Regions from separate parts of the Homo sapiens genome. Here all the other regions are linked to region 3. The links are chromatin loops, found by intact Hi-C in ENCODE. Cell type or tissue: chondrocyte. All regions are shown on one strand.

What was found. A loop is a pair of places that touch in the nucleus more often than their neighbours do. Peaks named below come from ENCODE experiments on the same cell type or tissue, not always from the same donor. Only the 100,000 strongest peaks of a DNase experiment are listed, where the experiment ranks them.
Region 1: a loop joins it to region 3, with 5 times the contacts of the local background. A loop is called at or near these places in 32 of 110 quality-filtered maps.
Region 2: it touches region 3 in a loop (11-fold over the local background); 16 of 110 quality-filtered maps call a loop at or near these places.

The regions. Positions count from the first base shown.
Region 1 is chr9:88,575,654-88,583,653 of GRCh38, reverse strand. It overlaps a transcript of NXNL2 not described here. Among named protein-coding and RNA genes, the nearest start is that of NXNL2, 44 kb to the right of the region's middle. In chondrocyte, CTCF peaks have their summits at 4,741 and 4,981 (motif pointing right); a DNase peak (open chromatin) is centred at 4,956.
Region 2 is chr9:88,101,825-88,109,824 of GRCh38, reverse strand. It overlaps LOC124902202 (a long non-coding RNA gene), which reads left to right. Exons shown (of 2, transcript XR_007061649.1): 2 at 3,222-3,340. Among named protein-coding and RNA genes, the nearest start is that of LINC03026, 28 kb to the right of the region's middle. In chondrocyte, CTCF peaks have their summits at 3,033 and 3,242 (motif pointing left); no DNase peak of the experiment used is centred here.
Region 3 is chr9:88,385,026-88,393,025 of GRCh38, reverse strand. SPIN1 (spindlin 1) reads right to left here and starts at 4,582. Exons shown (of 6, transcript NM_006717.3): 1 at 4,488-4,582. LOC124902204 (a long non-coding RNA gene) reads left to right here and starts at 3,827. Exons shown (of 2, transcript XR_007061652.1): 1 at 3,827-3,914; 2 at 4,909-8,000. RefSeq lists a silencer at 3,930-4,829 and an enhancer at 4,907-5,766. In chondrocyte, CTCF peaks have their summits at 4,048 and 4,253; DNase peaks (open chromatin) are centred at 4,237 and 4,535.

The DNA of each region.
Region 1 (8,000 bases), 190 kb before region 3:
ATCCACAGCAATGATAAACCACCACCACCACGACCAAAGTCTAGCTTTCATCCCAAAGCATCAGAGCAGCACAATCTCAGCACCATCCTAAGATTTCATGCCCCCAAAGCGGGGGTGTCTGTGTAGGGTGGAGTCACCCGTGAACAGTCAGACCCCTCAGATGCTGACCAGAGACCAGCGGGGTGATGGAAATCCACTTTAGGGCCAGATTACCATGCAGCGTCAAATACCATTATTCCTGCTCGACCTAAGAAGAGTGAGCTATGGATTGGAGGAATTCAGAGAACATTCCCTCTCACTCTTGGAAGTTGTGCCCTGCTGAAAGAGTGAACCCTGATATTCCAAAGGAACTAAGAAGATAACACTGAGTGGGTCTCCACGAGCATGCCACGCATTAGGGCTTTCATCCACGTTTGCAGTGCAGCGGTAACAAATGCCGCAGAAGCAGAGACTTGAACAGTGCTGCACAGGCTTAGAATCCCAAAACCACCATGGGAATGAGCCCAGTCGGGCCTGCCAGGGGATAAGAGGCCACAGAGAGCAGCATCAAGGTGTCCTAGCTGCCTGGCTGCCCACTGGCCACAGACACATGGAATTGTCCAGTAGAGACCATCAAGCTGGCCCAAACTAGAAGAAATGCCCAACCAACTCCTAGACTAGTAAACCAAAGAAAAGGGGTATCGTTGGGCCAGGCTCAGTGGCTCATACCTGTAATCCCAGCACTTTGGGAGGCCAAGGCGGGAGGATCCCTTGAGGTCAGGAGTTCGAGACCAGCCTGGCCAACATGGCAAAGCCCCATCTCTACTAAAAATACAAAAATTAGCTGGGTGTGGGGCACATATCTGTAATCCCAGCTACTCAGGAGGCTAAGGCACAAGAATTGCTTGAACCCAGGAGGTGGAGGTTGCAGTGAGCCAAGATCGTGCCACTGTGCTCCACCCTGGGTGACAGAGCAAGACTGTCAAAAGAAGAAAGAAAGAAGAAAGAAAGAAAGAGAGAGAGGGAGGGAGGGAGGGGAGGAGGGAGGAAGGAAGGAAGGAAGAAAGGAAGGAAGGAAGGAAGGATTGTTTTAAGCCTCTAAGTTTTGAGATATTTTGCTATGCAGCAAATAGTGCTTAATACTTGCTAATGGTGCAATCTCCCAACTTAGACTGCTTTTCTTTTTTTTCATTTTTTTATTTTTTTGAGATGAAGTCTCTCTCTGTCGCCCAGGCTGGAGTGCAGTGGTGCGATCTCGGCTCACTGCAAGCTCCGCCTCCCGGGTTCACACCATTCTCCTGCCTCAGCCTCCCGAGTAGCTGGGACTACAGGCGCCCGCCACCATGCCCAGCTAATTTTTTGTATTTTTAGCAGAGACAGGGTTTCACCGTGTTAGCCAGGATGGTCTGACCTCGTGATCCGCCCACCTCGGCCTCACAAAGTGCTGGGATTACAGGCGTGAGCCACTGCACCCAGGTCTAGACTGCTTTTCTAATGAAGAACATCCTCCCCTTCCCAAACAAAATTCCATTTCTTTGTACAAATATAGGACTAGAGAGTAGCAAAACCTCCTGCAACTCAAATATTCTTCCAGAAGCCAGGTGAGGAATGACAGAAGTAGTGAATGAGAACCCCGAATGAGCTCTGGGGTGGGGAGTGGTGACAGGAGAGGAAGCCGAAGTCCATAAGGAGATGTGCCAAAACCACTCCTCTCCATGGGCTGCAGCCACCAGAACCGGCCACAAATGTGGTCATCTTGCCCATGGTTAGGCTCACCTTGAAAAACAGAACCTTCTCAACTGTAGAGAAAAGCATAGACATCAGCAAGTACTTATGTGCAGCAAAGTCCATTCCACAATATGTTCTTACTGATCTGGAAACAACACAGTCACAAATAAATGGGTTAAGAAAGTGGTTGCAGCCGGGTGCAGTGGCTCACGCCTGTAATCCCAACACTTTGGGAGGCCGAGGTGGGCGGATCACCTGAGGTCGGGTGTTTGAGACCAGCCTGACGAACATGGAGAAACCCCGTCTCCACTAAAAATACAAAATTAGCCAGGCATGGTGGCACATGCAGGCGCATGCCTGTAATTGCAGCTACTCGGGAGGCTGAGGCGGCTGAGGCGGGAGAATCGCTTGAACCTACGAGGCAGAGGTTGTGGTGAGCTGAGATCACGCCATTGCACTCCTGCAGCCTGGGCAACAAGAGCGAAACTCCATCTCAAAAAAAAAAAAGAAAAAGTGGTTGCTTCATTTAAAATTACTCATGCTCACTATTGCCAAACTCCCCCCAAAAGTGGTAGCATTGCCTTTGTCTTTGGACACACTGGGTGTTGGAGGTCATTGATGAGGAACTCCTTGTGGACCCCCAGCCAGCTTTGTCCTCTTGGTTTCAGTGAAGCTCCAAATAGGCTTCGCCCATTTCTTGCAGTGGGTAGCTGCAGACAGAAGCTCCTTCCAAGGCAGTGGCTGGGACAGCAGCTAAAAGACTTAACTTGGCAGACACTGTGAGTCAGTGCATGAAAAGGCCGGTATGGAGATACAGATTAATTACATAGGGAAAAATAGCAACTGCCCCGAGGAGAAAGCTGCACACAGCACCTTCACCAGGTGAGCCGGGTTAGCATCATCAGTCATGCCACATACTGGCCTTATGTGCCCTCTGATACCACACACTGAGGAGGATACCACGTCACTCTTATGATATTCTTGCAAAAAATAATGCATAAGCTACATTTAATCAGGAGGAACGTGCCACAAAATCATGGCCAGTACTCTTTAAAAAAAGTCTGAAGGTCATTAGAGACAAAGAAAAGTTGTGGAACCATTCCAGACTAAAAGAGACCAAGGACATTTGATGACTTAAATACAGCATGAGATATTGGACTGGGTCCTGGATCAGAGAAAGACATCAGTGGGGCCATGGATGAAATCTGAAGAGCATGGGTGGATTCGTTAACAGTACTGCATCAATGCTAAGTCCCTGGGATTGACTATCTTAACATAATTATGTGAGGTGTAAACACTGGGGAAACTGGGGTAAGGCATACAGAAAATTTTTGTACTGTTTTTGCAACTTTAAGTTCCAACTTATTTCAAAATCAAGTTTAAAAAGTAAAGAATAAAATCTCTTTAAAATTTAACAAGAAGAGAAAAAAAAAGAGAGAAGCTCCCACCACTGTTGGCTGACATCTATGTTCTTTAAATTTAGTGGGAAAGAAATGATCAATTTTGGCCAGGCAAGGTAATCCTAGCACTTTGGAAGACCGAGGCAGGTGGATCACCTGAGGTCAGGAGTTCGACACCAGCCTGGCCAACATGGTGAAATCCCATCTCTACTAAAAATACAAAAAATTAGCCAGGCCTGGTGGCTGGTGCCTGTAATCCCAGCTACTTGGGAGGCTGAGGCAGAAGAATCACTTGAACCCAGGAAGTAGAAGTTGTAGTGAGCTGAGATTTCACCACTGTACTCCAGCCTGGGCAACAAGAGTGAAACTCCATCTCAAAAAAAAAAAAAAAAAGAATTTTTTTTTTTTGAGATGGAGTCTTGCTCTGTCACCCAGGCTAGCGTGCAATGGCGCGATCTTGGCTCACTGCAACCTCTGCCTCCCAGTTCAAGCGATTCTCCTGCCTCAGCCTCCTGAGTAGCTAGGACTACAGGCGTGTGCCACCACACCCGGCTAATTTTTTTGCATTATTATTTTTTTTAGTAGAGATAGGATTTCACCGTGTTAGTCAGGAGGGTCTCGATCTCCTGACCTCGTGATCCACCCTCCTCAGCCTCCAAAATTGCTGGGATTACAGGCGTGAGCCACCGCGCCCTCCCATCATTTTTTAATTCATTTGGCTACCAGCCCTCAGAAGGTTAAGAGATAGCCATATGGTGGACATTTGTTTGGGGCCACCCTGCATAACCCACTCACCCCCTTCTCTCACCCCGGGTTTTCATTGCGGAGTTTATTTTTCCCTTGACTCGCAGTCATAAGACTCTGGGGAAGGAGCTGCTAACTCCAGCCCTAGAAAAGAGGTGTGTGGCCCAAGCCTACCCAGCAGCATATTCAGTCTCCTTGGCCCTGGTGACACTCCACAGAGGGCATGTGACAGCAGGAAGTAGACTTAATTCTGAGCGTTTGGCTTAAGCATCAGGAGGCTGTCACAACCAGCCCCACCTCCACTGGACTTGAATAAGCTCAATGGGGACCAAAGCTACCTCTGTGACCAGCTGCTGCCAGGAGGGAGTCTGTCCCAGCAAGAAGCCAGCCCTGAAGCTGCAGAAATGAGTCCTGCCACAGCACCCAATCCCTAGTCAGGCCACACCTGACTCCACCCCGTGGGTCCTGTAACTAGAAGAGGTCAGGAAGCCCCCCGTCCTTCAGGCATTCCGGATTGCAGGGGCCTCCCGCAACCAAGAGAGCCATGTTTAGCTGAGTTCCATCTCCTGCTGAGAAAGTCAAGATCAGCCAAACCACATGCTGCAGTGTCAGAGTCTCGGGTTATGAAAGGCGGCATCAGTGGGGTAGTGAAGACAGGAGGAAAGGGCAGAGAGGCCACCAGTGTGCCTCTGGGAGGACAAACGTTTTACATTGGCCAGCGTGCCCCCATATTTTGGTGTTCTGACAACCCACCCACTTAATCAGCAAGAAATCGAGACTTTCCTGTGATCCCCATGTCCAGTTCATCCTTTGCAAGTTCCTGGGCGGGGAGCAGAGTGGCTGTCACATAGACAAAGATGTAGGCCGCCCACCAGCGCCTACTTCTCCAACTTCAAGGTCCCCTGCTCCATCCACTGCTCCCCAGATGGCCTGGGCATCCTTGAACGTGGCCAGCCCTTTCCCCGTGAATCAGTTCCCTGTATGGAGTCCAGGTTGCTCAGAAAGGCCTGTGGACAATGTCTGAGCCCCAGTCGAGGCTGAGCTCCACCAGTTCCTGTGCCCTAAGGAAGTCAGGAGATGGGGCTGAGCGCCCAGCCTTCCGGAGGTCGGAGCCTGCTGCCTAGCAGATGACCACGAGGGGGCAGTGTGGAGCAGTTGGTAGGCCGGGCCGGCGGCTCCTGGCTGACCAGCCGGACCGGACTTCCCAACCTGAAATCCAACCGGAGGGAAAAGAAAATACACAGCCAGCGGCAACAGCCAACCCTGAGTGGCGGGGTGGCAGATTATGTTTATTTCCCAAATGTCCTGTAATTGATAAGTAACTGATTACCAAATAAATTTTATTACTAAAATGAAAGAAAGAAGCCAGATCAGTAGATACCTGTTTTTCTGCATTGCTTGTATCCAAATTCACACATTTGTCCAACTGCAAAGATCCTGACCAGGTGTCACGGACCACTCCAGGACCGGCAGGGACTGCTTCAGGCAAGGAAGATTTGTACCCCTGGGAGCCGCTGTGCCCGTCTCCACCTGGGGTCCAGCGCAGCCCACCTGGGGTCCGGGAACCCTCGCCTTGAGGACAGGTGTCTCTTATCCTGCGTCCAGTTATTTTGGTTGTGATGGAACTCCATTTTCTCTTGGAGATTAACAGCGCCTGCACTTTGTATACTTGAGGACATTGCCAGGGGTGCCCTCTACCACCCCACTCTTAACTTGTTTTCATAGCGACATTTCCCAAATTCTCAGTCATTTCACGTGAAGTCTTCCCAATTTCTCCATGGATCCACTTCAACCGTGAAGACACTGGACACAGAGTGCCATGAGGACTGAATATAACGGCAGGGGCCTGCGCCTAGGGGCGGGTCCCACAGCAGGACACTGCTCTTGCTGCCAGACCCACCGCTGGACCCAGGGTTTCTAGGCACTGATGACTCCCAACCACCCAGGATTCTTGTTATGGACAGGATCATGTGCCCGTAGTTCATATGTTGATGCCCTAAATCCCGATATGGCTTATAAATGGCACTTGGAAGGACATATTGGATTAGAGACTCACACTTTTGAAATGAGGTCATAAGTAAGTCCCTGATTCAATATGACGATGCATCCTTAGAAGAAGAGGAACAGATGCACGGTGCTGCGCTCGCTCGCTCTCTTCTCTCTCTCTCTCTCTCTCTCTTTCTCTCTCCACATAAGCACAGAGGAAAGGCCATGTGAGGACACAGTGTCCACAAGCCAGGAAGCAGGCCTTCATCAGAAACCAGATTTGACAGCACCTAGATCTTCAGCCTTCAGAACAGTGAGAGAATGAATGTCTGCCATTTGAGCCCCCAGCCTGTGGTATCATGTGAGGCAGCCTGAGCTGGCACCTGCAGTTCTCTTAGGACCGTAGACATGCTCACCTGGAACAGAGGCCACCGTGTCCATTGTCTGTGCAGGGCTGTTCTCACCCCTGCCCGGGGGTGCATCACAAACACCTGATGGTCTCATGCCGCCCCCCCCGCCCAGTCACAAACACACACACCCCATCCATGAGCAGTAGAAATAAGCATCCAGGAAAGGAATCAGGGAGCTAATTCCTCTTCCTAATGCTAAGAATTGCTCAGAAATACATGCACTTTTAACCCTCACTTGTCTGGGGCTCTGACAGACCTCCCTCTCTGGACGGCAGCTGTGTGTGCTTCAACCTGTTTCAGCACGGTCACCCCACTCCCCTGCTTCCTCTCTGCTCCTCATGGCCAGGACACCTCGCAAGGACCCTCCCTCACCCTCTACCTTGAGGGCAGCCATAAGCAGTAGCCTGGGGCTTGGGAGTTGGGAGCTGGGACCCCCCCTACCTACCACTCTATGGGTGGTGGCTCACCCCAGTTGGGGATAAGGCTGCAGGGAACACAGTGTTGGAGCCCCTTAAGCATGGCCGAGAAGAAGCACTTCATGGAGACACTCAGGCAGCAACATGGCAGGGGCTGTGTCTGGTGCTCAGGCTCTTACGTCCCAGAGAACCCAGAGGAAAGCAGGGCCGACCTCCCTGCTACGGGCTGCCTGTAGTCTACTCCATAGTCCCAGGAAAACAAGCTCTGCCCTTTCCCTTTGAGGGGCTGGTGGAGAAGGGAGCAGTCCCAGCCAAGAAGACACAAGTTGTCCTTCTAGGCTTGTGGGCCCCGAGGAATAGCTGCCCCTCCCGCACCTCCATTGGCCATTCTCCCTCTTCCCCTTCTCCCCTCAGGAGAGCAGACATGTCTCCCTTGTCACCTGCTAGCAAACTGGAAGTCTCTCTCCCTCCTTCAGCAAGCACCCCTGGGAGACTTTATCTTCAGCAGACAAGGTCTTTGCTCACCCTGCACGGGGAGAATTCAAGAGGCCTTGGACATCACGAGGAAACCTGGCCCACGTGGGAGCTGGGGGTCTAGGGCCACCACATAAGTGTGAGTCCCCAACGTGAGAAAGAAGCAGCCACCTGTTGAACCAGGTATAAAAGGAGTCGAGAAACCTTGAGAAGTCTAGGTCCATCGCTGTGGGTTCACATGTCGGGAGAGTCAGGCGCATTGGGTTTTTGTTTGTGGTTTTCAATATTTTGTTTGTTTGTTTGTTTGTTTTGTTTTCTTTTTGAGACGGAGTCTCGCTCCATCGCCCAGGCTGGAGTGCAGTGGCACAATCTCGGCTCACTGTAACCTCTGTCTCCTGGGCTCAAGCAATTCTCCTGCTTCAGCCTCCCAAGTAGCTGGGATTACAGGTGCCCACCACCACACCCAACTAATCTTTTGTATTTTTTAGTAGAGACGGGATTTCACCATGTTGGCCAGGCTGATCTCGAACTCCTGACCTCGTGATTCACCTGCCTCAGTCTCCCAAAGTGCTGGGATTACAGGTATGAGCCACCGTGCCTGGCCTAATTTTTTTATTTTTAATTTTTGTGGGTACATAGTAGGTGTGTATATTTATGGGGTACATGAGATGTTTTGATACAGGCATGCAATGCATAATAATCACATAATGAAGAATCGGAGTATTCATCCCCTCAAGCATTTATCTTTTGTGTTACAAACAATGCAATTATAGTTATTTTTAAATGTACAATTAAATGATTATTGACAGTAGTCACACTGTTGTGCTATCAAATATTAGGTCTTATTTATTCTTTGTATTTTT
Region 2 (8,000 bases), 280 kb after region 3:
TTGTGTAAAATGTATGCATGTTGATACACATGGTTCTGGATCATTTCTCTTATTTACTGAAATATTCTACTATATGACTATAATTTATTCATCTGTTTCTTCTTTTAGACATTTTTGCATGTCCCTGGGGCTTTTCCCTCTTATGAATAGCACTGCTGCTATGAACACATTTTTGTGCACATCTTTTGGTACACATGTGCAAGTTTTTTTTCAGGTGTTTTCTTGGTCATAAGGAAAAGATGTTTCTAACTCCTCTATATGTTGCCAAACTACTCTTTTGAGTGGTTCTTCCACTAGCAAAATGAGAATTTCTGCTTTTTCATATTCCAGACATCATTTGATATACTAAATTCCTTTAAAATACTTTGCTAGTCTTATGAGTTTGAATGGATCTCCTTTTGTTTCATTTTGTATTTCCCCAATTATTAGTGAGGTTTAATGTCTATTCAATTATTGAGCCATGAGTTTTCTTCTTTTAAGATTAAAATGTCTGTTTTGTCCGTTGGACTGCTTTTGTCCAATTGATGTGTAAGAATTCTTCAGATCTTTTTATACCAAGCTTTTGCTTATTGTTGCTGTTGCAAATCTATTTCTCGATATTGCATCCGGAGTTGGTTCCTTTGGGTGGGTTCGTGATCTCACTGACTTCAAGAATGAAGCCGTGGACCTTCATGGTGAGTGTTACAACTCTTAAAGGTGGCACTGACCCAAAGAGAGAGCAGCAGCAAAATTTATTGTGAGGAGCAAAAGAACAAACAGTCCAGAGGGTGGAAGGGGACTGGATTACAACTACTGGCTGGGGTGGCCGAGCTTTTATTCCCTTATTTTCCACGCCCATGTCCTGCTGATTGGTCCATTTTACAGAGTGCTGATTGGTCCATTTTACAGGGTGATGATTGGTCCAGTTTACAAACCTCTAGCTAGCTACTGAGCACTGATTGGTGCATTTTTACGGAGCACTGATTGGTGCATTTTACAAACTTCTAGCTAGCTACAGAAAAGTTCTCCAAGTCCCCACTCAACCCAGGAAGTCCTGCTCCCTTCACCTCTCAATATGTCTCCTATATTTAGTTTGTCTAGCATGTCTTCTGTAGTACTCAATTTTTTAACTTTAAGTCAAATGTATCAATTTTTAGTTTATCAGCTAATTAATTTTCATGTCAGATTTTCCCATGAGTTAATCAGTCATTTTAAAGAATCGTCTTTCATTTTGGTTTGTCCGCTTGGTTTGTTGGTTTCTCTTTCTCTGATTTCTGTTCTTATATTTACTAATCCTTTCCTCTCCTTATTTCAGCAGACTCTATTTTTATTTTCTAGCTTTGACTACTACCTTCATCTTAGTCTTTCAGCAAATTCATTTTAACTCACTTTGTCTGCGTTTTTCATATTTTGAAGTATACAGTACTTTTAGTGACAACAGTTCTAGAGATTTTCCTTCTTAAACCATGGTACACTTAAAATTTTTAAGTTTAAATGAAATAATTTATATACATACTAGAAAAGGAAAACAAGTTATCTCCCATTTCTCCTGTCCCTCTGTTCCCTCCCCAGATGAGGGCAACCAGATTATTAGAGTGCTAACCTGGGTTACTTAAACTTTATGTTATGTAAGATGAGAAAAATTGGTGTTTATTTGAAATGATACATATTATTTACTTTTCTGTTACATAAATGCTATCATTTAAACAAAGTGAAATGATGAATTTATTATTTAAACAAAAACAATAGAACTAGTTAACAGTGGCAATTAGTAGTAGGGCTGATTAAACAAAAAATATGTGTGAGGAAAATATAACAATATTTTCATAATTTTTTTATTCTCTGACAACTTATTTTACTCTTTATTACATTTAATAAATTTTGTAGGTCATATAATTGTGTATTCTCAAGATACATGTGAATGTTTTAACAAGGAGAATGTACAATAGGACTAACTAAAGAGAGACTACCTATATTTAGTTGAAAACAACAATGACATCTTTTTTCTGTACCATGAGACAGTGGGATATTTTTACTCTTTCTGTTTCATTTTTCTTAATACTTCCCTGAACTGCTGTACCCTTAAGTCACATCAGTCACCTCACTCGCTCCTCACTTAATGCCCCATTGCAGGGAACCCCAAGTCGTGGGTGCCAACATCAGTGGGCAATGGCCATGGTAGCAGGGGATCTGTGCTGTACTCAGCCCCTATTTTTTAGGATGCTCTATGAGTTTTGTACTTTTCCCTCAACTTTCCTCATCCATCATGAAAAACTGAGATGTCTTGTATCCTAGGACTGAGGACTTTTCCAGAGTGTGGGACTGACAGTCCTGAGCAAGCCTGGACACTTGGCCACCACAGCAAAGTAGTAATTTTAGCTCTCTTAGCTGGTTCTCTTGGTCTTAGTCTCCATATTGCTAAATAACATACTTATATTGCTATTTCTTGATTATTCTATCTCAGATATCATTTACTGTGTTTTAGTATGAAAATGAGGATTTGACTCTCTTTCCAAATCCTTTTTTCTTAGCTCCAGTGTATTTCTTTTTGTTGCTTTACACATTCACTTTTTTTGGAGAAAACTATGCAGTGGCTTCCCAAGAAGTGTTGCATGCGAGGGGAGTCTTTTAAAAAATAAGTGTTTGTGCATGACCCCCACCCCTCACCCCATTGTTTCCCACCTGGAAAAAGCACACAGAATTGTTTCCAGATACTCTAAAACAATGGCTTTACAAAGGAAAAGAGTCTTATCCCAAAAACACACTCTTTTCACTTATCCCCAAAGGAGACTAACCATAAAAAGTTTTCAAAACTGAATCAAGATGTCAACACCTTCATTTTTAAGAAGGACTCTAAGGTACCTATGCTGCCAAAATGCCTGCACCATCCTCTCGCTCCATTTCCACATTCACAGGGGCTTTGCAGCATTCTTAGGACAAGATCTTTTCAAGGCAACTCTTATTAACATGTGTTAGCTATTTCCTTATAGAGCATCAAGGTAAGAAAGGTTGATAATATTATTAACCATGCCCCTGCTTTGATGTGGTTATGGGAAATTGAGCGGCTCAGCTTTCCTGGTCACTGGCACTAACCTTTCACACCAGGATTTCCTGCAGTTTAAGGGTGAGAGACTGGCTAGGGGAATGGTGATGTCTTACAGCAAGCCTCATTTGCTTTTTACACGTGGTTTCTACAGACTACTCAATTTTGTCCAAAATCTAATGCTCACCTTTCTTTACAGTGCCATCTGCTGCTGCCTCTGACTACTGCATTTTCCCCCGTTTGCTTAGTCCACGCCCAGTGTGGTAAAAGATGGGAAAGAGAAAGCCATCCTCTCATTAAAGTAATTGGTCCGGCATATACTAAGCGTCAGGCACTTTTTTTTCAGACACTACAGAAATATATCGACACAGGCAAAATGTATTTTCTGTACCCTATAGTCTCACTTAATAATGGGTACATTAGGCTGGGCACAGTGGTTCACGCCTATAATCCCAACACTTTGGGAGGCCGAGGCGGGTAGATCGCCTGAGGTCAGGGGTTCAAGACCAGCCTGGCCAACATGGCTAAACCCCGTCTCTATTAAAAATACAAAAATTAGCCGGGCATGGTGGCTCATACCTGTAATCCCAGCTACTCAGGAGGCTGAGGCAGGAGAATCACTTGAACGTGGGAGGCGGAGGTTGCAGTGAGCCGAGATCGCGCCACTGCACTCCAGCCGGAGACAGAACGAAACTCCGTCTCAAAAATAAATAAATAAATAAAATGATAGGTACAATAAGTAACATCAGGGGATGATATCAAAGAAAAATTTAACATATAAAATGCAGAGATACTGATGGGGTGCTGTTTTATACAGGGTGGTCATGAAAGACCTTTCTGCTAGCTATTTCTGAATGTAGTGTAGGCATTGAGCCATGTAGATGTCTGGGAGGAAATTTTCAGGCCTAGGATCAGCAAATGTGGAGATCTAGGAGGATCATTCAGCAGAGGGAACAGCAAATACAAAGGTCCTGAAGTAGAAGCACATGGGGCATTTTCCAGGCTGTGGGAGGAGGTGGTGCCCGAAAGTAGAATGAGGGAGTGAGGCGTTGCTGATGGGGGCTGAAGTGGAAGCCATGACCAGGTCATGGAACATTATGTTGGCCACAGTGAGGACCCCGAATTTTTCTAAGTGTGATGGGAAGCTACTGGGCAGTTTTGAGCAGAAGAGTATCACAATCACATTCAGATTTTGAAAGAATTACTCTGTCTGTTACGCAAATAGCCAAGAGCAGAAGAGTAGACAATGATGCCATCCTGAGGGCTAGCAATGGAGGCGAAGGGAAGAGATTCTGGGTTTTGGATATATGTGAAGAGAACGCTGAAAGGATTTGCGAGCAGGTTAAATATTGAGTGTGAAACAAACACAGATGTCGATGATGCAGAGGTTTCGCCTGAGCAGTAGCGTGAATGGCGGTGCCACTTTCTGAGACTGAGAATCCTGCTGGAAAGCAGGTTTGGGGACAAGAACAAGAGTCTGGTTTTGGATGTCGATTTACTTTTGCATTTTGAACCAACATTGCATTCTAGGAATAAATCCCATTTGGTCATGACGTGTAATCCTTTTAATGTGCTGTTGAATTCAGTTTGCTGGTATTTTGTTGATGATTTTTGCATCAATACTCATTAAAGATATTGGTCTGCAGTTTTCTTGTAGTATCTTTGGCTTTGGTATAAGGGTAGTGCTGCACTCATAAATATGAGTTTGGGAGTGTTCCCTCCCTCCTCTTTAATTTTTTGAAAGAGTTTTAGGAGGATTGGTATTAATTCTTCCTTAAATATTTGGTAGAATTCTCCAGTGAAGTCATCTGGTCCTGGGCTTTTCTTTGTTGAGAGGTTTTTGATTATTGATTCAATCTCCTTACTAGTTTTAGGTCTCTTTAGATTTTCTATTTCTTTATGATTCAGACTTGGTAGATTGCGTGTTTGTAAGCTACCAAGATTATCCATTTTGTTGGTTTATAATTATTCATAGTAGTCTCTCATAATTGTTTTTATTTCTGTGGCATTAGTTGTAATGTCTCCTCTTTCACGTCTGATTTTAATTATTTAAGCCTTTTCTCTTTTTTTCTTAGTCTAAGGATTCATCAATTTTGATCTTTTCAAAAAACCAATTTGTAATTTTATTGAGTTTTCTCTATTTTGTCTTCCATGTATTATTTGTTTATTTATCTTATTTTATTAATTTTTTATTGAGGTGGAATGTGGCTCTTGTTGCCCAGGCTGGAGTGCAATGGCACAATCTCAGCTCATTGCAACCTCTGCCTCCCGGATTCAAGCGATTCTCCTACCTCAGCCTCCGGAGTGGCTGGGATTAGAGGCACCCGCCACCACACCCAGCTAATTTTTGTATTTATAGTAGAGATGGGGTTTCACCACGTTGGCCAGGCTGTTCTCAAACTTCTGGCCCCAGTTATAAGGCGTGGTGGTACGTGCCTGTAATCCCAGCTACTTGGGAGGCTGAGGCAGCAGAATTGCTTGAACCCTAGAGGCAGAGGTTGCAGTGAGCCAAGACCATGCCACTGCACTCCTGCCTGGGCGACAGACTCCGTCTAAAAAAAAAAAAACTACTCTTCCGCATAAAATATCTCCCTGGGTAACAGACCACTGCAAAGATGACTACAGATCTCTCTTGTTGTGTATCTATATGGAGAATACTGAAAAAACCATCCTTCTCATCAGTTTCCATTGGGAACCATGTTACAAACTACTGCGGTTTCTGTGTGTGCATGTGCGTGTTTCTGTAAAATTCTGCTACATCAGTCTTTTCCATACTATGCACTGAAAAACACCAATGTCAGAAACAACTCAAATATCTACCAACCCAAATATCTACTGAAATGGATAAACTGACTAGAGTGTGTTGATACAATAAAATACCACTGAGCAATAAAAATCATTAACTATGATACATACAACAACACTGATAAATCTCAAAAACACTGTGTATTATGAGGCCAGGTGTGGTGGCTCACACCTGTAATCTCAACACTTTGGGAAGCTGGGGAAAGAGGATTGCTTGAGCTTAGGAGTTTGAGACCTGCCTGGGCAACAAAGTGAGACCCTGTTTCTATTTAAAAAAATTTTTTTTAATTGGGCTGGGCTCGATGGCTCACGCCTGTAATCCCAGTAATTTGGGAGGCCGAGGTGGGCAGATCACCTGAGGTCAGGAGTTCAAGACCACCCTGGCCAACATGGTAAAACCCCGTCTCTGCTAAAAATACAAAAATTAGCAGGGTGCGGTAGTGCGCACCTATAATTCCAGCTACTTGGGAGGCTGAGGCAGGAGAATCACTTGAACCCGGGAGACAAAGGTTGCAGTGAGCCCAGATTGTGCCATTGCACTCCAGCCTGGGGGACAGACCGAGACTCCAAAAAAAAAAAAGAACCTCTGAACCTCTGATGCACGTGGAAATATGAGGAAAGAGGAGGAAGATGGAAGATGGAAGGACTCACGGAGCATGCAGCTGTCAGTGCTGTGCTGTCTATGTGGAGCTGCCTGCCCCAACCAGCATCTAAGTGTATCCAGGATGCAGATTCTCTGAGCAGCACCATGGTGCTTTATATACTTTATATTTTTACAGGTATTTTATGAACCACTTCAGAAAGCTTTCATCAAGCTCAGGTTTAAGCTGATGACCTAAAATTACATGAAGTTCCTAAAATTATATGAAGAAAATCTATCCTGTTATGAGGCTGGCCAGAAGGATAACCGGAGAATCTCCAGCTATGTCATCAGCTTCCCAGATAAGCCATGGTCAGGGGCCCTTCCTCTAAGCTTCCTGGGACTCCATGGATAGGTGAGGCTTCTGGGCAGCAGTCGCTCATCTTTCTGTCCCACTTCAGCTGCAGTGAGAAGAGATAAAGGGAACACTGCATATTGAGCCTCATTTAGTTTTGTCATGCACTGTGCTTTTGAAAAAAGGCAAATAATTGTCAACATGTAAAAACTGAGAAGGTTCATACTAAAAATAGATTCTGATTTTTCTAAAAAAAAAAACACTGAGTTTGGATTCATGCTGTCTTGGATAATAGACATCAATTTCTTTTTTTTTTTTTTTGAGACAGAGCCTCACTCTGTTGCCCGGGCTGGAGTACAATGGCACAATCTCGGCTCACTGCAACCTCTGACTCCTGGGTTCAAGTGATTCTCCTGCCTCAGCCTCCTGAGTAGCTGGGATTACAGGCATGTGCCACTACGCCCAGCTAGTTTTTGTATTTTTAATAGACAGGGTTTCGCCATGTTGGCCAGGCTGGTCTTGAACTGCTGACATCAGGTGATCCACCCGCCTCAGCCTCCCAAAGTTCTGGGATTACAGGCGTGAGCCACTGCGTCCGGCCCAGACATCAACTTCTAAAAAGTCATCGGGTAAATTGATGGAGATTGCATACTTAGATCTAAGAGTTTAATTGCTGACACTACTTCAGCTATAAGCATTAGCAGAAAGTAAAAAATGTATGCTTTTGAAGGGGTTCAGAGTTTGGGGGTTCAGAGTATGATGCTCCAAAACATGCCACTGTAGCATTGGATTTATTCTGAGCTAAAGGCAGTTGAGAAAAAGCAGACACAGGATGAGCCCTTTGCCCTCCCTCTCTATGCCTGAAAAGTAAAATACAAATTCCCCTTGAAAAGAAGTCCCTCCCCATTCCTGTGTCAAGAAGGGAATAATGACCTTATCACTGGAGATGAGATGGCACCCAGAAAGAGCCTAGACAAACAAACCCCGCTAACTAGCACTTACTGTCCATTAGCTTCCCTGTAGATTTACCCCCTCGTGATTGGCCATCCCTAGAAACTCAAAGGTTTTTTTCCTTTGTCTTATTACTTCTCTGCAAATGTATTGTTCTTTATGAAGATGCCACATAAACCCACGATGGAACCACTCCTTTGAGTTACTCATCTCTGAGTGCTCCCATGTGAATACATGGTGCATATGTTAACAAACTTCTCTTCGTTTTCCTCTTGCTAATCTGTCTT
Region 3 (8,000 bases):
ACATGGGCAGGTTCCTCCAACTCACCTTTCATACTGTTCTAAAACACAGGTCCAATCCTGCCCCTGCTTTCAATGGTTTCCCTCTGCCTACAAATTCAACACCAACCACCTTAATGTTACATGCAGAATTTAAAAGGTGGCCCCCAAATTCATCCCTAGACAGATCAGCCATAGGAAAGAAACTACAGGTGGTGTAGGCAGTGGTGACATCATCATCAATATCAACTGGGCATTTACTGTACACCAGGAGCCTATGAAACATTTTACTTCATTTAAGCTCACCCCTGATGAGGTAGGTGTTCTCGTCCCCTGCTATACATAAACACACTCACAAAGGAGGATAGATAGAAAATAGTAGCTAGGTAGATAGGTAGAAAAAGAGGGAGGAAGGAAGGAAGGAAGGAAAGAAGGAAGGAAGGAGGGAAGGAAGGAGAAGAGAGGAGAGGAGAGGAGACAGGTAACAAGGGGCTAACTTTTGGCTGGGATTGAAATCCCCGATGGCCTCTTTAACTCCTCTCATGCCTCTGTTCCTGCTTTCCCCTCCATCCAGATGTCTTTCTTCTCCCATTCTGATAATCTATGGAATCACCTTCTCTTCCCAGATACCTTCAGCACAGAATTCCCTCATTATATGCATGTGTATCTCCTCTATCAGACTATAAAGTCTGTAAGGATACATCTGTGTTTATATATTTAGCCAAACACGACTTGTTCTATAAAGGGTTTACGGCAATTTTAAGGTCATGAACAGGCTCCCAGTAAAAACATAATTTAACATTAAATTGGACTGAATACTGATGCACAACTAAGGAAACTGTTTACCTCAACATTAAAAAAATGCTAATAACTACAGCTAAGTTCAAAAGTAGAAAGGAGAAGGAAATCAACATCTACTGGCGTCAGCTGCTGTATTTCAGGAACTGTACTGAGAACTCTATAAATCCATTTCATGTAATTCTCAGAACAGACTTACACCATAGGTTTTATCCCAGTTTATAGGTAAGGAATTCAAGGTTTTAAAAGGCTTTGCGGGTTGGCTCTTTCACCAATATTTGCTGGAGTTTGGGTTTTCAGGCTCTTTCTGGGTCATAGATTTCTTTCCAGGATACCTTGTAGCAATTTGAGAGCTGGCATCACTTCCCGCTGGGTCCCAAAGATGCAGGAAGAGCTTAGTACTGTTGACTAGACCGCGGATGGACCCACCACAAAAGTTTAACCCAACCTTGACCCCAGAATCTTCACAAATGCTCAGTGAAGAAAATCCCCAGGACGACTCGGGCCTCTCTTCTGCTCAGAGATGTCAATAAAGAACTTCAGTAGCGTGACTTTCAACCCTAGTACCAAATTCCCTTCCCTTCTACCAGAAGATTCATCCCAACAACTGGATAGAAGAGAAACGACCTTCCAGGACATCAGAGATGGCTTGCCTCAGGAGTAGAAGTAAGAACGCTGCTACCTATGCAGAAAGGAAGTATGGCAAAATTGAGATACCTGTTACTCAACAGATGTTCTTGGCTTGAAAAACTAGTAGACACTGGGCCAAAGGGAGAGTTCAGAATGAATCAAGAAGGGAACCATTCAAATGTGGCTGCAGTTTCTGTTATCATAGATAGCCTGAGAATGCTACAACAGGGAATCATGACACCAAGCCAATTCAACCATAAACTGTCATTCTTGTACTTTTTTTTTCTTGCTGGTAATTTTATGTATTAGGTTGAGAAAGCTAATCTATGTTAGAAGAGCCTGTATACCAATAATTTTAATAAACAGTTCTGTGATTTTTTTGGGTATATTTTCATTTCTACCATACCACCAATAATTTATCAGAGATCTATGTAGCTTGAATGTATTTGAGTAACTTCAACATACTTCAGCTCTCCTCCCTGATGTGACCCAAAGAGCCAGTAGGTCCTAAGTGTCCTATGTGTGTTAGAAGCCTGAAGTCAGTGAGATGAAGCCCAACCCAAGAGTTCAAGTAAAGCAACTTGTGGGGCAAGAATATAAAGAAAACAGTGGGTAGTTTGGCAAGAGCATAATTATTAAATTTTCTGGTTTTCAAAAATGTGAACTCCAATAAGAGGACCTTCAATGTGCTGTTTTTGCAATTTTCAGTAACAAATGTGTGTACAGAGAAAATAAAACTGACATATTTGAGTAGCTTTAAAAAAAAACTTTTTTTAAAAAAAGGCTGCATGATGAATCAGTTATGTGGCTTTGGACCAGTAAGGAGTCAATTTCAACCCAGACTGTTCTGACTTGGAAGGCCATTGTGATTCCATGTCTAACTCCAGAATATTGTTTTCACAATACCATAACATCTTCTAAACTGAACAAAATACTTGCACGAAATAGTTGATTCTCTTCTTCCAATTTCTTTTCATTCATGGAAAGGGAAAGAAGACACATTGAATTAAGCATCCAACAAATATAAATACAGCATTAACATTTAAATGCTATCTCAGCAAATATTTTAAAGGATAAACCAAAAGAATGTATATCGAATATACTAGAAAAAAGATGCTAGCAATGAAGGAGTGCAACCAGTAACGTTGTAACTATGTGCAATCAGGTAAGTCACTGGAAGTGAAAACCACCTAAACCTCTGGCAGCTAAAACCAAATTAGTAACTCTCATCAATATGATAGCCAAATTTGAGACACTACCCACGAAATGCAGAGGGGCACACATCAGGCACATCAATATTGTGACCCCTCAGTTCACAAGTAAGGGAGACACACAATTATCTGAGATACACTTTAAGGACACCAATGACCAACATATGGCATCGCAATGGCTGTTCCAGGGAACATCCATTTTCACTGTTTCCTGGATTTCAGGCATAGAAAGATGACTGAAGACATATAGTGGCCCTTTTGCCTTGACCCAGTTCATAACCATTGTAAAAGTAACCATTTCACTACTCAAAAGATTATAAAGAAACTATTTTTCCTAAGAATCTAGGATCTACTACCTATAATTCTGGCATACACATTCTTTACAACCTTAATATATAATTATCAAATCTGATAACGAACGTTCTGTAAATTACCAGGTACTACAATATTTTGGTGTTTGCCTTTTAACTAAAGCTGAGGGGGGAGAGTGGGGAGGTTGGAAGAAGCCTCATTTCACCTGCCCTTTCCAAAATTTCACTTCAAAAGAGTGTTAAAAAAAACTCAGTATATCCAGGTATAAATCTCCAAGTTTAATTTTCACTGCTTAACAAAAGCGATGTAGAAAGCAATTACTGTACCCTCCATTAATCCTTTCGGATTGCATGGAATTCCTTCCAGAAAATTCCAATAGAAAAAAAGTTAAGACAGGTAATCGCGTTTTGGTACGTGTGTCGTCTCTGGCACAAGTCATGTAGAGTGAAATCCTTTAAGACATTTAAATGTTCCTGGTATTGTTTTGTGATTAACGTGATAAAATTGCCAAACAATCCATATTTACCATGAGTGAAAACACTTCCACCACGTACGGAAAATCTCTCCAAAACACAAAATCTGATTCAAAAATTATAAGTAAAAAGAGAATAAATGTAAAAACAATTCCATAAACAAACTTTGAAATGCGTATACGATGACATTACTGAAGCCATTACTCAAAACGAACCTCTGTAAAATCGAGAACGCACAATCAATGCAATAAAATGCTCGAGAAAGCCAAACCCGAGGCGCTGCGCAGTTCCCGCATCGCACAATTCGTTTCAACACATTCCTTGACGAATACACCCAAGGTCACTCACGATGGAGAGGAAAAGTGCCTGTCTCTCTCCAGAGCACGCAACCCGTTCGCCGCGCCCCCACGGAGGGCGGCGAAGAGACGGCGCATCAGGAAAGGGGCTGCGCGGGCGCGAGGACTGGCCGGTGGGCGTTCCGGCGCCGCGAACCGCGGAGCCTGCAACTTACAAGGTCCGCGGCCATCCCCCGGGCCTGGGAGGGGTGGCCCCAGGGCAGGCCCGCGTCCCCGGGGTGACCCGACCCGTCGCGCCGGGGTCCCGCCCCTCCCCCCGCCCCGCCCCCGTCGCCGGCCCGGGATTATGCAACGTTCCCCCTCCCCGCCTGCATTCTGGCGCAGCGCCCCCTCCCCGCGCCCGACTGCGCAGCGCCGCCGCCCCCTGCCCGCCGGCCTCCCCGCCCGGCTCCAAACAAAGCGCGCGCTAAGGGGCCGGCGGCGGCCGGGGAACTGGGGACGAGAGGGTGGCGGCCATGTTGGCGGGGGGCGGCGGGGATGGGGGCACGGAGGAGTAGGGGCCGGCGAACAAAGGAGCGCGCGCCCGCCCCGAGGCCCAGGCCCGCCCAGCCCGGGTCCCCGCCGCGGCCCAGCCGGCAGGGGGCGCTATGCGGGCGCCGCCCGCTGGACAATGCTCCGCCGGGCCCCGCGCGGGCCGCGCTCACCTGCGCCCCCGGGCAGACCGCCGCACCGCTGGCCCGCCCGCAGCCCGCACTCCCTCACGACCCACGCCCGCCCTGCGCGGGCCTCACCTGCTGACCGCCGAGGCTGCAGTCCACAGGCCCACGGGTTCCGCCGTCGCTCGTTCGCGCTCCCGCCGGCCCCAGCCTGAGCCAGACGGCGCCTCCCCGCCCCCGCTCCCTCGCCGCGGACGCCGCCCGCCCCCCAACAGTCAGGGCGCACGCGCACTGCGCCCGCCGAACTGCGACGGCCGCGCCGCCCCGGCGCCTGGCGCCGACGGCCGACTGCGCAGGCGCAGTGGGGCGGGGCGGGGCCGGCGAGGGCGGGGCCTGGCCCCTCTCACCTGGCTGGCGGCAGGGCGGGGCTCGAGCCCGGGACTGCCAGGTGCGCGCCGGGAATGGGCGGCGGCAGGCGCGCGGGGCACAGGTTCCTGAGGGGGCGCAGCTTTTCCTGGAAGGCAGGCAGCCTGAGAAGGGCTTCGTTTTTGCGCAGTAGGACGTTGAAGAAAGGACAAGCCCCCTTTGTCCTGGACGTAAGCCGCAAGTCGTCCTGAGTGGTGCACACCGCGAAGACTGAGGAAACTGGATCACAGGGCTGGGCCGTGAGCCTTGAACCTCGGAGAACGTCGCATTACTGCTCCAGCGCGCCGGTTCAGGGCCGCGGGACGCGAGCCCTTTAAAAGGATGGATTTGCTTCCTGTGACTCCCTGGAAGAGACGTCTTCACCACCGCACTGCGTAGAGGCCGGCGTCGTCGCCGGCTCACCCCGCTTGCTGCCTCCCCGCACAAAGCCCAGCCCAGGTAGCTCAGGTTAGCTGGAGCCCCGGAGCCTCACCTACAAGTACCTGGCCTGTCCTAGGTTGTGTGGGGACGGGATGTGGCTTCTGCAAGCCCAGAAACCTGTTTCCACTCCCCCACCACAAATGGAACTCACCCAGCTCTACTCGCAAGGTTAGGAGCCAAAAATTCCCATGATCGCACGCGAATTCATTTGACTTCCGTTTCAGTTAAGATGCCTTTTCAGCATTTTGTTGCTTGTTTGCAGAAGGGAGAGAGGTAGGATCAAGAATAGTTTTTACTCCTGCAGAGTCGAGTGCGAGACTTGGAGGCTGAGTCCAGGCGCTCTCCCCTCCCCGCCAGTCCCGTGTCCTGGAGCAGGTCACTGACCTGGTTCCTCGAGTGCGACAGCGCAGCCTCATCGTAATAAACCGCCTCCCAAAGCGTTGTCAGATCAAATTCCAGAACATGTTACTGGAAAGCACCTTGAACACTCTAAACTGCAGCACAGTTATTAGTTAGCAATACTCTTTGGGGTTTCACTGGCACCTTTTCTAACAAATAAGATTGATAGATGCCTGCTCAAACAAATTGAAGTGCTTGTCTCAGATGACACACTTGGCAGGCATGGGACGTTCACAGGCCAACTAGAGAGCTAATTTCAAAACTGAGATATAAAAGTGTATCGCTGTACTTACAAGTTACCAAGTGTTGAGAAATTACTCACTTTCATTTGTGTGTTTAATGTCTTTTTTGTTTTTTTAGACGGAGTCTCACTCTGTTCCCCAGGCTGCAGTGCAGTGGCATGATCTCGGCCCACTGCAACCTCCGCTTCCTGGGTTCAAGCAATCCTCACATTTCAGCCTCCCGAGTAGCTGGGATTACAGGCGCGCACCACCATGTCCAGCTAATTTTTAAAAATATTTTTAGTAGAGACGGGGTTTCGCCATGTTGGCCAGGCCGGTCTCAAACTCCTGGCCTCCAGCAATCCGCTGGCCTCGGCCTCCTGAAGTGCTAGGATTACAGGCGTGAGCCACCGCGCCTGGCCTGTTTAATGTCTTGCAGTGGGGTCATCTCCGAAACAAAGAGGGATGGGAAGAAGGTAGGTGCCAAGAAGTCTGCTGGTTGGAAGATTTCATCTCATTGGCGAGATCCCTGGGTTTCTCCACCTCAGCAGTGTTGGCTTTTGGGATGGGATAATCCTTTCATGTGGGGTCTGTTCCATGCTTTGTAGGATGTTTGACAGCATCCCTGGCCTCCACCCACTAGATGCCAGTAGCACACACACTCCTCCAAAATTCACGGAAAACGTCTTCAAAGTCAAATATGTGGCCCCACCTTCATCTCCATCCCCAACCCCTGATTTAAAATTTGCCACTGGTGATGATCTCATTGGGAGCTATTGAGAATACACAGGACTGTGGTTTACACCTGTAATCCCAACACTTTGGGAGGCTGAGGCTGGAGGATGGCTTGAGCCCAGGAGTTTGAGACCAGCCTGGGCAACATAGCAAGACCCCAACTCTAAAATAAATAAAATTTTAAAAAATTTTAAAAAGGCCAAGAACAGTGGCTCTCACCTGTAATCCCAGCACTTTGGGAGGCCGAGGCAAGTGGATCACTTGAGGTCAGGAGTTTGAGACCAGCCTGGCCAACACAGTGAAACCCCATCTCTGCTAAAAATACAAAAATTAGCGAGGCGTGGTGGTGCACGCCTGTAATCCCAGCTGCTCCAGAGACTGAGGCAGGAGAATCGCTTGAACCCAGGAGGCAGGGTTTGCAGTGAGTCGAGACTGTGCCACTGCACTCCAGCCTGGGTGACGGAGTCAAACTCCATCTCAAAAAAAAATACACAGGATTGTGGCTCATGCCTGTAATACCGGCACTTTGGGAGGCCAAGGTGGTAGGATGGCTTGAGCCCAGGAGTTCAGGACCAGCCTGGGCAACATAGCAAGACCCCAACTGTACAATAAATAAATAAAATTTTTTAAAATGAAACAAAGGCCGGCCAGCTGCAATGGCTCACGCCTGTAATCCCAGCACTTTGGGAGGCCGAGGCAGGCAGATCACTTGAGGTCAGGAGTTCTAGACCAGCCTGGCCAACGTGGTGAAACCCCATTTCTACTAAAAATATAAAAATTAGCCAGCCGTGGTGGCAGGCACCAGTAATCCGAGCTATTTAGGAGGCTGAGGCAGGAGAATCGCTTGAACCCAGGAGGCAGGGGTTACAGTGAGCCGAGATTGCACCACTGCACTCCAGCCTGGACAACAAGAGTGAGACTCCATCTCAAAAAAAAAAAATTAAAAATAAAAGAATGCACAGTCCAGTAATGTCACCCAGCCCTATATCAGTAAAGGTCACACTCTAGAGTGGTACATATCTCAGCTGCATCTAAGGCCTTGCTAATTAGCTCATTAGAATGTCACAAATGGGTTTTTATATTACCCATGTATAGCTGCCAAAAATGTTTAAGTGAATCTAATCAAAGTTGGAAAAAAAAATAAGAAAAATCCAGGTTGGAAGACATTCAGCAAAACAATTTCCCTGCACTACACTCTAAAAAAAGTCAAGCTAGGGAATTGGTCCAGACAGATAACACAACTGGGTTGGTCCATTAAGTGACCCCTGATGCAGCACTGCATTGAAGGCAAAAAAGCTGTGAGAGAGATTTGAGGGACAACTGGGGAACTTTGTAGTTATATATGGACTATATATTAGACAGTATTATTGTATCATCATTAGATTTTTCAGTGTGACAGTGGCTATTTACAAGAATGCCCTAGTTCTTAGGATGTTAGTGCTGAATC